2 separate regions of the Homo sapiens genome follow, and region 2 is linked to region 1. Evidence: chromatin contacts called from ENCODE Hi-C or POLR2A ChIA-PET data. All regions are on one chromosome and are shown on one strand. Each heading gives the region's core, a stretch centred on a gene start or an enhancer-like site at or near the end of the contact. The rest is flanking DNA. Distances are from core to core; before and after follow the strand shown.

What was found. Hi-C counts contacts between places; a loop is a spot of excess contacts on that map. ChIA-PET counts read pairs that join two places held with the same protein, here RNA polymerase II (POLR2A). Pooled maps may share reads with other maps.
Region 2: a loop to region 1 is called in a map of gastrocnemius medialis, with 3 times the contacts of the local background. The contact joins two enhancer-like sites. A Hi-C loop is called at or near these places in 13 of 168 maps with a recorded cell type or tissue (CD14-positive monocyte, Caco-2, PC-9 and 9 more) and 6 of 50 pooled maps. POLR2A ChIA-PET finds 5 or more read pairs at or near these places in 7 of 52 experiments (BJ, Caco-2, HEK293 and 4 more).

Annotation. Positions count from the first base shown.
Region 1 is chr6:108,999,986-109,004,083 of GRCh38, forward strand. SESN1 (sestrin 1) reads right to left here. Exons shown (of 10, transcript NM_014454.3): 2 at 2,293-2,358; 3 at 1,303-1,503; 4 at 506-688. It also overlaps a transcript of ARMC2 not described here. Among named protein-coding and RNA genes, the nearest start is that of ARMC2-AS1, 78 kb to the left of the region's middle. Within about 2 kb of position 2,243, at least 7 of the 41 ENCODE cell types and tissues checked have a DNase peak (open chromatin) inside an H3K27ac peak, as active enhancers do; they include gastrocnemius medialis, where a contact is called at or near this core.
Region 2 is chr6:108,965,430-108,969,527 of GRCh38, forward strand. The region is part of intron 17 of ARMC2 (armadillo repeat containing 2); the gene reads left to right. Among named protein-coding and RNA genes, the nearest start is that of ARMC2-AS1, 43 kb to the left of the region's middle. Within about 2 kb of position 1,927, at least 10 of the 41 ENCODE cell types and tissues checked have a DNase peak (open chromatin) inside an H3K27ac peak, as active enhancers do; they include gastrocnemius medialis, where a contact is called at or near this core.

The DNA of each region.
Region 1 (4,098 bases), core at 993-3,492:
CATGAAGAAGCCTTAAATGGATGTTGCTAGATGAAAGAAGCCAGTCTGAAAAGCTACATACTTTTGTATGATTCCAGCTGTATGACATTCTGGAAAAGGCAAAACTATATAGAAACAATAAAAAGATGAGTGGTTGCAGGGGTTTAGGGGAAGGGGAAAGGGGGGGAAAGGGATGAACAGGTGGAACCCAGGGCATTTTTAGGGTACTAACTATTCCATATGATATTGTAATGGATGCGTGACATTAGGCATTTGTCAAAATGTGTAGAACGATACAATGCAAAGACTGAACCCTAATGTGAACTATAGAGTTACTAGTAATATATCAATTACAGCAAATGTACCACAGAAATGCTGTAACAGAAGAAAATGTGCATCTGTGGGAAGAGATTCAGGGGGTAGAAAATAGGAACTCTCTGTACTTTCTGTGCGATTTTTCTGTAATCCTAAAACTGCTCTAAAAAAGTCTGAAATGACTCCCAAGATATATTACCCCACTGCTTACCTCAATGTGTTCTTTGGTAATAAGCCAAGGTCTATGGGCTAACACTTTGTTAAGTTCTCCTAAATTCTGTAGTTTTTGAGGAGCATTCTCTAAACCATTGAGCCACTTGGGGTCCCCACCAACATGAAGGAAATCATTTACATGCAGGTTCACTAAGTAGGAGCACTGATGTCTTGCCGCAGCCTTAAAACAAAAAGATTATTCTAATTATAAATATTAAAACCTTGAACTACATATCCTTTTTATTTACAACATGCAAAAGAGCTAATTAAGTTTATTAGTATGTTTTCAAATTTTCCGTAAACTACAGAAATGCAGTTTTTATATAAACATTTTAAAAATTCAAATACTGTAAGAACCTTAGAAATATTCCAAGAACAAACAAAATATCTGATAAAAGTATTTGAACTTTAGACATTTTATCTATATACTTTCAGAACTTCAGATTAAGAAGAAACTTCAATTAAGGTGCCAATCATAAAATAATGGAATATTATTTACATCTTGAACAGGAAGCACCACTTATGTCAATGTGAACTATTTATAATAATGAAACAGAACTTGTGTTCTACTTATTTAATGAAGAATGGTTCTCAGCAATGTATAAATACTTGCTTCTTTTTCTGTTATACTTGAGAGCGTACTTATTTAAAAATAGGAAAAACAGAGACTGTGCAACAGGAATCATATTATATATCATAATCTAAGTATTTATCCCTGTGTTTAAAGCATTAACTGTCTCTTAAAGAGATTAATAAAAATAGGCAAAAACAATTTTTCACTGAATGTTTACAAACCATTATTCCAATGTAGTGACGATAATGTAGGGGTAACGGCCCATCCATTTGCAGTAGATAGTGCTGAGTTTTTAAGAAACTTTCTAAATATTGTGGGTGGAAAACCATCACTAACGTAATGTTATCCAAACGGCCCAAAGCAGCAAAAGAATCTGCAAATAAAGCATGCATCTGTGCGTCTTCACTCCCCACTTGGAGGATCTGTATAAATGAGAAAAACCATGGTTACTGAAATGGTAAATTGGTGTTAAGGGAAGAAAATATACATGCGCTACACTCTAAGTATCATTTAGAAGCAGATTAAATCTGGCTTAAGAAAGAGGGGTTACAAATTTAAACTCAACTGGTTGAAAGATACAGAAGAATAAACAGTTACATATTATATAGTAGGGGATAAACAACAAAGGCTGAACATTAAAGGCCATCTAGATAGGCTGCTTGCAGAGTTGGCCAGAATCCAGATAAAGAAGCAGATTTAGATTATCAAATTTGCAGAGCTTGCAAACAGACACTAAAGCCTTTCTTTACAAAACCGCCTACTCTCACTCAATTTAAGGAGAACTAAAATTAACTAATAGCATACACTTCTTATGAAAATAAAGCATAGATGCTTTTATACATATATAGAATTAAAGATCCAATCTAGCACTGATATCAGCCTGTGGAGACAGTCAAGACTAAGTAACTCAGGTTATGGGCACACCTAAACAACATCTAAATATAAGCAGATGTTGTATCACTGGTCAAAAACAAATCTTGGCTTTACTTGATTAAATATGGGTGTTAAAAACACATCATGAAATACTAGAAATCAACACAAGTACAACAGCTTTTTATTCCCACAGATTCACTGCCAAAGAATGATTAACTGCAACCAACTCTGACTAAAACATGTTGTTGACCAACAGTTCTTCAGATGCCAACATGTGGGTCATGAAAGCTCTTCCTTAAAAGCATACAGTTCACTATGTACTTTCACAAACAACGTACCTCCTTTTCTGGGATGAATCTGCTTGGTCCCTGTCCTAGTGGTCGAGGAATTCTAATGCCAAGTTCCTAGAAAAGAAAATTACACCATCTCAGGCCTTTGGCAGTAAACAAAATGAACTGAGGCTAAAGGAATGGGAGGGAAAAACAACCAGTCGAACAGAGACAGGCTTGTTTTGATGGTTTGTTTTCATGGCTGTATATACATACCAACTCTTCTGTTAGCATTACATAGCTAACAACAGCTTATAATACAACTCTGATTAAAAACAATAAAACCTGTTTCACTAAAACCAGAGTTTTGCATAAAGTACTTGGCAGAAAGTCTAGAACAGAAAGTTCAGCACATAGCAGCCAACCCTGTGGATCATCAGTGATACAAAATAAGACCAGTGTGTTTGTACATCTAAAACTCAACCAACCCAAATATCAATCCCTGTGCATCGTCAGAAAATGAAAAAGCAGTACTTCCACCTAGGTGTCTTAAACTAGAAAAAGTGTAATTATTATTACATCTAAAACAACACCTCACGGTTAGAATGTAAATTTATGAAAAATAAAAACTAAATTCACAAGAGACAGCACTACAGGGCATGTTTTCTCTGCAGTTAAATAATTTTAGAGAAACTCATTTTGTTTGTAAGTTTGCCTTAAATTAAGTTTTTTTTTATTTACAGGATGTCATCAATCTTGCCCATATTATATTTTAGAGAAGCTCAAATAATTGAGAAATAGTTTTCTGACATTTGACACAGTGACTCTAGAATCCTGTACCTTATGTGATGGTGTAGTATGGTTAACAAGAACTGAAAATCTGTTAGGGTTTCCTTTCCCTCCCTCACCCTCCCCATATAGTGTGTTTACAGAAACAAAACTAAAATAATATATTTCAACTTTTTGTTGTTTTGAGGCCTATGTCCTATCTAGTGTCATTTAAAAATTTTTTTTAGAATTTATACAATTAAAGATTAACCCCTTCACTCATATATATTATATATATAATTAAATACTCATATAATTCTACTCTCTCCTTACTGCTTTTAAAGTTCTTCATGATATAAACCAGATATTTTCCTTTTAAAGAAAAAAAGTGGGGATGGGGTGGGGGTGGGTGCACAGAGAGAAGGACATGTGTCAGCAATCCAAGAAATCTGGTCCCAGCAAATGAAAGTCTTTAAAGCAGAACAGGCTTTTAAAAATTAAGCAGGAAGGACAAAAGTGAAGGTAATCTTTATTAGGAGACATCAAGATTCAAAGTAGTTTATATTTGCCAACAGAATTCATAAAATAATATTTAAATAAAATAATCTTATACTGGAGGTTGGTGACTTCTCCCTGGTTAGTCCATCCTTACACTGAAGATAGTAATGCTTTAACATTATACCCTTCATTAGAGGAGGCACTTAATTCACTGGTCTGGCCACGTGTGTGTCTCAATTTTAACATCCTGTAATGAATGCCAGAGGACATCCCTGTTATTCAATATATAATTTTGGCACCAATAGCAGCCATTTATATACAATGATGACTCTTAGCTTTTCTAACTGCTGAATTTCTCATCCAATTACATACATTTGAAACAATACCTATTGGACAAAACTAAGGCTAAAATTAACATTTATCCCCTCTAATTTCTTTAATCTTGAAAACTGTCTTACTTAAACAAAATGTATTTTAGGAAAATGCCTGTTTCAAGGGTTTATTACTGTTTTATAACTAAGAGACTTGGGACTTTAGTATACGAAAAGGTGTCATTTCAAATGGGGGAAAATGAATTATTCAACAAATGATCTTGGGACAACTGGATAG
Region 2 (4,098 bases), core at 677-3,176, 35 kb before region 1:
ATGTACTTCTGTTGTTCAAAAGCAAATAGACACTATTGTAATTGAGAAAATACGGCTAAAATCTACTCAAGTCATGCTTTTAAATGAAGCTATACATTTTAATTAGCTACGTTAATTATCATGTGGGTGAGGGCCTGTGAGACTATTTGGCATTACAATGGAGTTTATATCCTTGAAAGGTAGGAAATCACTGATACAAATCAAAGGAAAGAAGATTGTTTCTTTCTTTTCTTGGGACAGGGTCTTGCTCTGTCATCCAGGATGGAATACAGTGGTGCGATCACTGCTCACTGCAGCTCTAAACTCCTGGGCTCAAGTGATCCTCCTGCCTCTGTCTCTCAAGTAGCTGGGACTACAGACACGCACCACCATGCCCAGATAATTAAAAAAAAATTTTTTTTTTTGTAGCGATGAGGTCTTGCTATGTTACCCAGGCTGGTGTCAACCTCCTGGGCTCAAGCGATCCTCCCACCTCAGCCTCCCAAAGTGCTGGGATTACTGGTGTGAACCACCTTGCCTGGCCAGGATCATTTTTTACATTTAAAAAATTTTTATAATTTTAGGATAATTTTTTTCTTCCTGGGTTAATTCTAAAAACAATGATTTGGGTCAGTAAGTGAGTGTTTTTAATAATCCTTTTTCCCAAATAGAGGAGATGTACCCATCACTGCCCAGCCACCATACTAGATCCAGGAGGCCATGTGGAAAGGCTCAAGGTCACTTGGAAGCCATAGGTGCTGAGTTTTTAAATTTTGAGCTCAACTTCTCTGCAACCTGAGAAAGCTTAACAGACACCTTTCCTTTACACTCCTTCACTAACCAGAGCAGAGGCTCCCAATCCTGGCTGCAGAGCAGACTCACCCGTGGAACTTTTAAAAACACAGATTATCAGCCGTTCCGAAATGATATTTTATCATCTCCAAGATGAGGATAATTAATGTCCAGATTGCAGGGTGATAAATGAGCAGATGTGTACAAAGAGCCTAACACAGTGCCTGCTGCATAGCAAGTCCTCAGAAGGTGGCTGACGTGCTCTGGAAACTCTTTAAGTGTTGTAACACCGTGCTACTAAACAGAAACTGGAACTCAGGAGTTGTTTGAAATAATTGGGTTTGCTAGGTTGATGTGAAATTTGGTTTTTCCAGGTAAATATAATTTTGTACATGTGTTTTAAAACACAATAAGGAAAAAAAAGTGAGCATTTTTTTTTAATCATTGAGGTTCACAGTCGGCTCCATGAGCATTAAACTGACTCAGGTTGCAGGGAGCAGAAGTGCATGTTCAGGTTGCCTTAATTCAGTTCTCGATGGTGGTAGAGCATTGAAATCAGCTGTGGAGTTAAAACCCAAAAAAACTAAAAACACCTTCCTGGCCCCAGCCCTAGGAATTCTGATTCAGAAGCTCTGGGATGAGGCTGAGAATCTGTGTTCAAAGTTCCACAGGTGAGTCTATTAGCTAAGATTGAGAGCCCCTGCTCTCGTTAGCAAAGGAGCTTAAGGGAAGAGTGTACAGAGAAGAAAGAAGCCAGGAAACAAGATACTGCTCAAAGCCTCCCAGAGAGGCAGGCAGGAGCCAGAGTCCCAAGTGACCCCTCAGCCGTGGGCGTCATGAGCTCCGCCCCCTGGGCTCTGCCATTCTGGAGACCCAGCTGTGTTGTGTCTGCTGTTAGGGAAAGAATTCTCTCCCCACTTACTCTCTCTAGGCTCCTTCTAGATCATGGCTTCAGCTACCTCCAGGCTTCCACTTGCTGCCCTCCCTGTGTCTGTCTGTTGCCAGGGCACTTTCCTATGTCACCCACTCCAGGAGAAGATATGATTGGCTCAGTGAGTCACTGTCCTATGGCCCAGGGCTTTCCCGCATAGGCAGCAGCTACCGGGTGACAGGCTATCTGTGGTTTCCTTTGTTACCCAAGCCTGGGGCAATCAGCCATAAATAACAAGGATGGTGGGGCTGCGGGGCCGGGGCCGTGTGGCATAAAGATGGATCAGAAGGAGGTGTGGGCATGGCTGGCTTCTCAGCAGGGGCAGTGTACCTGGAAGGCACTTCATTTTAGTGGGCCCTGCTGCCTGTTACAGTCACCCCTTGGTATCTGGGGGGATTGGTTTCAGGGCCTGCCTCAGATACCAACACAGATGCCCAAGTGCCTGATATAAAATGACATAGAATTGGCATTTCACCTACACACATCTTCCTGCACACGTTAAACCATCTCTAGACTACTTATAATACCTACAGTGTGAACGCTATGTAAATGGTTGTCGTGCTGTGATTTTTATTTGTATTCTTTTTATTGTTGTTGTTTCAAATATTCTGTCTGTGGTTGGTTGAACCTGTGGATACGTGGCCCGTGGATGCGAAGGGCTGACTGCGCTCCATTCCCAACTTTTCCATAGCCTAACTGGGCTTCTGATTGTGCTTCTCCCGCCTCTGTGCCTTTGCACATGTTCTGTTTCATTTCCTGCCTGCCCATCCCAATCTGCCTAGCCAGGTGCAGGCCCTTCCCACGTAGCTTCTCAAGCCCACAGTCGTAGGCTAGTCATAGGAAATCTATACTTCTTATATAGCAATCAGTCATGAATTGTGTAACTTGTCCTGTAATTATCCTGTATTATTATTTTGTGAGTTTTATCTTATTTCCCCTTTGCAACTGAACCACCTTAGGAAAAGGATATTGCCTCATACAAAGAAGGTACTTGATAGCTGCATGTGGATTGGCTAACAATGGTGGTACCTTTGTTTCAATAGTGCTATATCCTTTTAAAAGCATGTTTATTCTATTTTTGAAAGATCTGAGGCCATCAGCTAGGTGACAGATACGGAAAGTAGGTTTTAGGACAGTTAAGTGGCTTGCCTGAAGTCATACTGTAGCAAAGGCAGGAATTCCCATCCGAAAACAAACAACTAGCCTTGTGTTTTCCAGCCGCTCCGTTACCTAGAACACCCTTACTCCACTGCACCTTGTGCAGGGGGACTGTGGCATGGATAACAGCAAATAAACACAGCTCACTCAGGAAGCCAAGCCACTGCAATGCATCCCAGGTTTCTCACGTGAGCTCCTCTTCACGAACCATGGGGACTGTGCCTTGTGGGCTGGGTGGTGGGCTGTGCTGCCTCCTGGCTTTTCTCTTGGCAATGAGCACTCAGACCCTGACTTCTGACCGGGTCGTGGCTGGGTCTGGGCAGTGGGACTGCTGCGAGTGAAATGGGCATGTGGGTGAGAGTATACTTGCATTTCAATTCTTTTACAAAGATAGCTAAAACAAACAAACAAACAAAAACAGGCCATTTTGGAAACAGGATGAGCTGTTGAATTACCAAGGCCTGTGTTGAAGTATGAACACTGTTTTTGCAAATACTGGTATGGCAATTTCTATAGTAATGTAAGTTACCTAACTTTTTCTTGCTGAGTGACTAGAAAAAAAGGAGAAGTAATATACCCTCAACATCGTTGGAATGTTGACAGTCTTTCTGGAAAGTGGCTTTAAAAGAACGTGGTCTGAAACTTCCCATTATACTGCAGTCATGTCTTATGAGCTCATAAGCAGCGTGTTGATGCTGAAGTTCTTAGTGGTGTGCTGAGCACTCCAGACTACCATGAGCCCCTCTGTGGGGAGCTGGCACCTGATGACCATGTGTGTAGTTTATTGTTGCAAATGGGAAGTACACTAGGCTGTTGTATGTTCATCCTAAGTTTTGTGGCAGTGGGCACTTAGGTTTTGTGACAAGGGTAGAGCGGGGCCCCACGTTCAAGTTGGAGGATCACATCAACCTATGTTGAAGAGCTTTCAGGTGCTTCTAGAACATTCGACAACTTTGCCTTATAAGAGAATGGTCAGGGCGATGATAAATCCCTTAAACAGCCATCTGCTGCTGAACAGCTAGCTAGGAAATAGTGTAGTGAGTAAAGGAAGCTTTTATAGATGCTGCAGGACACAAACTTCTAATGATGATTGTGTTGTAATGACCATTGATACATATTTATATTTTAGGGTCTTTTAATTCTTTCTAATACTTTGCCCCAAATTTTAGTATTTGGAAGCATGCTGTGCCTAAAGAAAGCTTAAGAATGATTGGTTACCTAAATAAGCACTTTTCACA